2 separate regions of the Mus musculus genome follow, and region 2 is linked to region 1. The links are chromatin contacts, found by Hi-C or POLR2A ChIA-PET in ENCODE. All regions are on one chromosome and are shown on one strand. The core of a region is the stretch at or near the end of the contact, and the rest is flanking DNA. Distances in the headings are between cores, read along the strand shown. Region 1 holds the start of Uxs1 (UDP-glucuronate decarboxylase 1). Region 2 has its middle 50 kb from the start of Uxs1.

Region 1 (3,993 bases), core at 1,117-3,616:
CTGACCCGTCCATTGTGTACTTATGTTGCATTTTTTCAATGCTTGAGGACCATGTAGGGAATGCTACCTTATCTTAGTATTATTTATATATGCTATTGAAAAGATGCTGTTTGACGTTCCCCATTTTCATTGCAAATTTTCCGCAGGCCAACGTTGATTCAGGAATAGCTTCTTTTAGCATGTGAATGAAGTAAGACCTTGTGCTTTCTAGAGCTGCTGTCTCGCTGAATTACTCTGCTTCTGCTGAGTCCTGCATATTAAACTGGGTCCTCTGTGCTTTAATATGAACAAATTGATATCCTTGCATGGAGTCTTCTGCTTTTATCTCCCTCCAGACTCTATGTTTCATTCTGCTGAGATGTTTTAGTTATTTCCCACTGACATTAAGCAACGCCCCCCCCCCATCCACAAACACACACACACACACACACACACACACACAACCCAGCTGGATCTGCACACCACCTTCTAAAGCAGATTCTGCCACCACATCATTAACTCTTCCTTTGCCTTATGCTGGTCACCTGCAAGCACAGGAAGTATGATAGTAAAGTACCTACTCTTGTATGTGTCCACATACATGTTGTCTTTCAAAATTATCACCTTAAAATGAACAATCTGCTGTTCTTCCCACATGCTCTCTTTTATATATGACTTGATGTTTCTTACTATGTTATAAGCTGTATAGTTGTATGGTGATTCCCTCCCTCCATTTGACTCAGTTCAGTACCATCTCCTTCCCCTGTCTATGCCCTTGACTATGTGTCTTTGTCAATGGAGACAAACAGGGAAGAACATGAGGAGAGAGACTATTTTATGGAGGTTTTTCATGTTTCAGCAGCTTGCTTCTTTGGAGCTCTCGTAGTAATTATAATCCAGTTGCACTCCAGAAAACCCCATCAGAGCAGATATACCTACCCAGCTCCACAGCCCCTAGTGCACAGGGAATATCATTCAACTCCATTTCCTTTCCTGGATGCACTTAAGATATACACCATAGATCTGTACAATGTTACAGACAAAAGGGTATGCATTTATTATGACAATTTCCTGACAGATGGATGGAAGGTATCTTAAGGAAAGAGGACTTTTCTGATTCTATCAAATACCCTAAGGCCTAGCAGAACATGTGTTTCTGAAGACTCTTTGTATGCATTCCCTTAGGATATAGCTTGACAGGTACAATACAGTACTGGGTGATACAGTCCAAAATCAACTGATTAATTCACCATTTCCTATCACTATTGCTCAAAGCAAAGTTTTATGGGTCACTTTTAGGAACCTCTGTGTTCTACACTATTAATGTAGTTACTTTTGACAAGAGTCTGCCTATTTGATAGGATGTGGAGCTTTTGCTCTAAATTGTCCTTTCAATGGATAGTTTTTAGTTCTTAAAACTCACCAGAAAATTCCTGAATTGGAAATGACTTACAGATGGAGACATGAAAATCCAGAGTCACAGTCTCCGGTCTATGTTCTTCCCTCCTTAACCATGCAGACATCCCAACATTACAGTACACTCATACAATCTGAAGATGGCAACCCTTTCTTCATAGGTCTTCAAGCAGCCCTCATGTTTCTATCTTTTATCAGGGTTGTTATGAATGTGAAACTGTCTGCCAACACTGAGTCTCATTAATATTCAAACATCTGAGAGGAAAAGTACCTCAGATCTCATTGTGCTATGCTTAAGGAGAAGACATAACCAGAGCATTCTGTCTCGCTTTTGGTAACTATGATCAGGCAAAGTGTCTGTTGTTCTGAAATTATTCCCATACACTTTGTACCAGAAATGATCCCTGCTCATTTCTGCTGTTCCCACTGCAGTGTGGTTTGTCCTAAATTCCAACGATTAACAACCTCTTCATGATAATATACCCTTCATCTTTAAAATAAAGAAAATGAAGAGAAGTGTTGTCGATTCACCGGCGCGTTTGGGATTTATCACTTTCCTGCCTTGCAAAAAGAACAGCTAAGAAGGCAACTTACTAGCCCCGCACTCATAGAAACTCAACTGTTCACTGTCAAGACACACCAATTACAGCAAACCAGTTCTTCATCTCCAACAGCGCGAGGCCACAGCCCAGCCGGCCGTGTAGGACTAAGAACGCGCAAGCGCCCTGCAAGTTGCAGGCGAACTTCCGAGATCCGCGCCAAACGTCGAACGCTACCCCAGCAGCGAAAAGGGGGCAAGCACACTGGGCTGCGCATGCGCGCTCCGAGCCACCCACTGTGCCCACCCATCCCTGGTTGATTGACACCATCCTGAAAACTCAGGGATTACACTGCGCTTGCGGGGAAAAGGAGGATGAGGGCGGGGCACGGCTGTGGGCGGAGCCGGAGGCCGGGACCCAGCCGCGCGAGCGCAGTGGTTTAGCCGGCAGGAAGCCGGGCGCGCGGGGGTGGGGCTGGTGCACGGGGGCGGGGCTCGGGCCGCCGCGCATTGTGCTGCGGCTGGCCGGCGCGGCAGGCCCCGGACCCGAGCGGTTCCCGGGCATGGTGAGCAAGGGGCTGTTGCGCCTTGTCTCTTCAGTCAACCGCAGGAGGATGAAGCTTCTGCTCGGCATCGCGCTGTTCGCCTACGCCGCCTGTGAGTGCGTGCGCGGTGGGCGGGAGCCCATTCATTCCCGCGCGGCGGGGAGCGGGCGCTGCGGCCGAGCAGCAGGCTGTTCAGGGCCGGGGACCGGTTCACAGCTTCCACGAGGCTGAACTTGTGCTGTGGAGCCGCTGGCCGCTTTGCTTGCTGCCCGCTTCCGCGTAGGCCCGGCGTCGGACCGGTGGCCGGTGTTGGGGCCTTTGCCCGGGACGCGGTGGACACGTTCCCCGAGCTGTAGACACTGCGGACTCGGCCAACCTCGCAGCGCCCGCCAGCTCGTACTGACCCGAACCGCTGTGCTGTGCTGTCCACAGCACCCAGGGTTAGGGTTAGGGTGAACCTGGAGAGTGCGGCGCGGGGACATCCTTGGGGACGGTGCTGGTTAAGTAGGATAAAAATATTATAGCTATTGGCAGGGTCCCTGCTCCGACTGTTTGCTCCGCAGGAAAATTACTCAGCAGCTGAGTGTTGCCATTCTCCGTGGATGCCCTGTGTGGCCATGCTCTGATATCCTGTCTCACACTCCCCGCTCCCCACTCTCCTCCCGCGCCACCAGGTACTCCTCCAGCGTGTCGCGGAAGGAGGCACAGCATAGGGGGCAGGCGGGGCGGGTGTCAATTGGATCCTTAGCCTGTTTATCTTGAGGGGCCCTCAGCTTCTCAGAGAAGGCAAAGTCTAGTTTTTTGGTGTTTGTTTGTTTGTTTTTGCTCTGTGCAACTGGATATAACAGCTATTACTACTTTACCAAGTACCAAAATTGGGCTAAAAATAGCTCTCAGAGTGAGTGAGCTCCTTCTGAATCCTGGCCACCCAGGCAAACATACTCGAATGAAAACTGCTAAGTGATTGAGTTTCCAGGGTCTGATTCCCAGGTGAGTAGGTACTTTGGAACGTGGGTTCAACTGATGGGATGATGGTGTTAGTAGGATGCAGACTGGCTGCTACAGCTCAGCTGTTGCAAGAGGAGGAGGAGGAGGAGGAGGAGGAGGAGGAGGAGGAGGAGGAGGAGGAGGAGCAGGAGGAGGAGGAGCAGCAGCAGCAGCAGCAGCAGCAGCAGCAGCAGCAGCAGCCAGGAAGCTCTGGAAAGGCTTCTGGTTGCTAGGAGAAGTTTTAGATCTGGGTGGCTTGGTAGATTTGATTGGTTTCAGCAAGGAAGGAAGAATTAACTTCAAGTGTGGTCTGTATTGAAGAAGATGATTATTCAAGAAAAAGACCCCTTACAGCTGAGTAATTATTACTGTTTTATTAGTAATGCCTAAGTTAGCTGAGTGCTTAACTGTATGTATAGGTATGATCCTTATCCTGCCAGGGGTAATACAGGTAAATATGAATAGTAATAGTGTTTTATGGGTGAGAAAATTAAAAGCATGAGGGATTAGCACCTTTATCAATCTTAG
Region 2 (3,993 bases), core at 506-3,005, 50 kb before region 1:
GGGAACACCACAGATTTTTACAGCGTTTTTACAGAGGTCTCATAAAGTGAAAAACTGTTTCTCTGACCCTATTGACTCAGAATATCACCCAAGGACAAAACCCAGTATTATTAATCTATGCCCACATACTGCTTTCAACATTGGAGGGAGAGATTCAAACCTTACTGCTTCCAGCAAATGATCATAATTCTAGCCCCTACATCTTTTGCACAAATGCATGGCTCTGAGCTAGGAACCAATGAATCATTAAGGAGAAACAGAGTAAATCATACCTTAGGGAGGTCAAAGCATAGTAAGATTGAATACATTGTTTTTCTTAAAGGTTAATTATGAACAGGTTGGATACACTGTACGCAGAACAATCATAAAGATTTCAAAGCACATACTAACTTGGTTGTAATTTAGGTGAAAGTTTGATATATAATTGCAAGCTGCAAACATTTCCTAGAAAAATCATTCACAGTTTCTTCTCCTGAATCCACTAACCTGGATTTTCAGGGCTCTTGCTTTACACTGAGGAAGTGTGTCAACATGCCTACGTTTCAAACTGGAAAAACATGTATGTCTTTCAAGTTAATCTGAGCCACCATATAAAGAAATGGGCATTCAGCCAGTGTTCCTGAATGTAGGAGGAATGGCAGACCTCACAGGGATGGCCACTTCCGCATAAACGGGCGAGTGGGACTGTGTAGTCGCGGGGAGTAGGGCCAGCACAGCAGCAGAGGTAACTTCAGCATTAGAGCCAAAATGAAACCTGCCTGAGAGCCCAGAGATTCGGGAACTGCCACTTGGAGGACACGCTTGCTTGGGACCAATGGAACACAGGTAGAGGGCACAAAGAGCTCTCCTGAAGAGTTTGCTTCCCCATTCTCACCTGCTCCAGGTGTCTGAGCTTCATGCCTTCTCACCCAAGGCACCCAAGGGGGACACAGAGCAAGACAGAGGACTCAGGCAACACCTGAAGAAGTTTCTCTGTCTCATATTGTGCTAAGAGTCAGGACAGAGACAAGAAGCCATGTCCTTAATTAGCAATCTAAAAGTAAGAGAAAATACAACAAACATGAAGTGTGGGAGTTGGGGGGGATAACGTGTTGCTATAAGGGAACTGGGGCCTGGAGAGTATTACAAGTTAGCTCAGGAAAGAATACATTTCTCTATTCAGATCTGGGAGAGTCCTCCTCAGCACACGTCAGCTTTAGAGTATGAATTCTCCTTTCCCAGTGGTGATGCTAGGCAGGTCAGCTCAGCTATTTTAGTTAGACCTGAAGCAAATCATGGAATCAACTTTCCTTGGATTAAACTGATCGTAAAATCATCTTCTGAACCTGGATTCTTTGTCAGGATTTATCAAATCAGAAGCCCTTCGCTATCTTGACACATTTCATAAATCCTCTGTAATTTCCAAAAAATAGTTATCCTAGGCTTTCTATCAACACTGTTAATGATGGTAGAACATCCCAAAAGTGGGCGGAAAGGGACTTCAGAGATCAGAGTAACTGATGGGCAGCCCTTCCCGTGGTATCCACCTGCTCAGAGAATAGGGAGACTTCTGTAAAAAATTAACTGGGGTTATGACAGGCCATTAGCAGGGTGTCAGTGCATGAGGCAAAGTCAGAAAATTTCTGGCTGGAAGTTGAGTTCCTTCAGGGAAGCCATCCATTGAGGAATGTAAGCTCCAGGGATTTGGCAGACAGGATCTGGTGTGCTCCTACTTACCCTGGTGCAGCAAAAAAGATGTTACAGCATGCAGATCTCAGGGTCTTTCCTGGTGGATTATTCCTCTTCCCTCTGCCAGGGAGGATCTGATTAGTCACCTCCTGGGAAAGAGCAAGGTTTGTGGGGCTAAGATCTGTGAAGTTGCAAATATTTTAAATTCAATTACACAAGACAAACATGTAAAAAGGAGAAACAAGAAACTGTTTCTATAATACCTTTCCTGAATGTTCTTTTTTTTGAAACAAGAAAATTGAACCTAAAGGGGGGGTGGGAGGTTATGTAATCTGACCATCATTTGATCATAGCTGACATATGGGCAAAGTGCAATTTCCTGGGGTGAATGCATTAACCTCATTGGTTATCATCAAGATGAGAGGTCTCATAGTTCTCAGCTTCTCTGTTTTCATGTGTTGCTTATTAACAACAGTCCCTCATTTTCCAGAGAATCCCAGCCAACATGAATAGTATTGCAAATTCATCCTGACTCAACTTAGTATTAAAAGCAAATTAATATCCACAAATGTCCTCAGGCATGTTCAACCCTGGTCCTGTAGGCTGGGTATACCAACTCATCAACTTACTGGGAACATTATGAGACTGTGTGTGTGTGTGCGCGCGCGCGCGCGCGTGTGTGCACACATGTGCTTTATTTTTGTAACTGGATTGAATGATTCTTGAGCATAAATTTAGTATGTGGCAACAAGTTACACTGTCAAACTCAGACTCCAAACTCAGACTCGCTTGAAGGCTAACATTTTAGAAATGTAAGGATGAGATTACGGGACAGACCGTTTCTGCTTCCATAGGACATGGCTTATGTGCTGTTCAGCTAGGCATATGGAAGGCACTCAGTGCCTCAAACAGAAGCCCAGATTTTTCCCAGAACAGGTCTGGACCATCTGTTCCGCCTTCTTCTTGGCTTCCAGAACACCAGGAACTATTCTTCCAAAGCAGCTTTCTGGAGTCAGACATGGCCTCAAAAGGCGAGGCTAAGCATAAACCCACATCTTTAGTAAATTCGAGGCTATCTATAGTCAGTAGTTCATAGGTGTCTTAGTTTCAACCTCCTTTCTCCTTAAAAATTATTAAAAATTCCAAAGATTTTTGTAAGTGGAATATATCTACCAGCATCTACCTTATTATAAATGAAAATATAAACATTTAAAAGCATGTACATAAAAGCATTTAAGCATAAATGCAATAAGCTTGCTGCATTGATAAATAATTGTACAGACTCAAATTCTATACATCTAAATGAGTATACAAGTTTCCCTGTGAGTGGCTACCTTGATCTAGCTGTGTGATGTCTTTGTGAGTTCATCAGAATTAAAAACAATTTAAAGAATATAAAATGTTTATTTGCATAAACTTTTTTAATTAAAAAATAAAATTTGTAATATACAAACATGATTTTTTTTTCAAAAAGAAATAATGTAGCAAGAAGAATATAGTGGTCTTACACTTTGTGAATCTATTCAATGGCTGGGTTCCCATATCTGCTTTGATATATATTTTTTCAACTTTGTTTTCTAGAATTCCATACATGACACTGCTTCTACATCACTCCTGCCTTGCCCATTCCATTCTAAATTCATGACTTCTTTAATTTCTCTCTGTCACACACACACACACACACACACACACACACACACACACCCCACATGCACACACACATACACCAAACCTACTTAATTCATTAAGGACTGCTCACATTGCTTGTACCTACATGTGTCCATGACTGACCACTTGAGGTAGGGTAGCCTGTGTTGGAGCTCATCCCTGGCGGAAACTGATTCTTCCAGTCCCAATGGTTATTGATCACCTGTAGCTCTTTATTGAGGAATGAGACCTTGTGATGTTTCCACCATCCATGTTGGCATGATAACTATTGTTCTTATGGCATTCTTGTTCGAGCATCCATGGGTACATTTCTCTGTCATGTCTATGGGGCACTTCTAGTAGCAGGAACCCTGGTCCTCTGGCTCCTAAAATACTTTCTTCCCTCTCCGTAATCTTTCTTGAGCCATAGGCACAGGGGTTGAGTTGTAGACATATCATCTGGGATTGGCACCCACAGAATCATATTCTTTGTACTTTGACCAGTTTGGAATTTCTCTACTTGCCTCCATCTGTTGTCAAAGAAATTGCTTAGGTGAGGGATAAGAGGTACTCTTCCTGGTAGACATAAGGGTATTTAAAATACAGTTATAAGTTAATTATTTTAGAAAAATGGCAGTAGTTAGGTTTTCTTCTAGGATGTATGACATCTCCACCCAT

Evidence for each region. A loop is a pair of places that touch in the nucleus more often than their neighbours do. ChIA-PET counts read pairs that join two places held with the same protein, here RNA polymerase II (POLR2A).
Region 2: a map of left cerebral cortex shows a loop between it and region 1 (5-fold over the local background). The contact joins the enhancer-like site here to the promoter of Uxs1 in region 1. A Hi-C loop is called at or near these places in 2 of 37 maps with a recorded cell type or tissue (both left cerebral cortex). POLR2A ChIA-PET finds 5 or more read pairs at or near these places in 1 of 5 experiments (Patski).

What each region holds. Positions count from the first base shown.
Region 1 is chr1:43,826,212-43,830,204 of GRCm38, reverse strand. It overlaps Uxs1 (UDP-glucuronate decarboxylase 1), which reads left to right and starts at 2,366. Exons shown (of 15, transcript NM_026430.4): 1 at 2,366-2,590. The coding sequence starts at 2,497.
Region 2 is chr1:43,875,993-43,879,985 of GRCm38, reverse strand. No RefSeq gene overlaps it. Among named protein-coding and RNA genes, the nearest start is that of Uxs1, 50 kb to the right of the region's middle. Within about 2 kb of position 1,755, at least 1 of the 3 ENCODE cell types and tissues checked has a DNase peak (open chromatin) inside an H3K27ac peak, as active enhancers do; it is left cerebral cortex, where a contact is called at or near this core.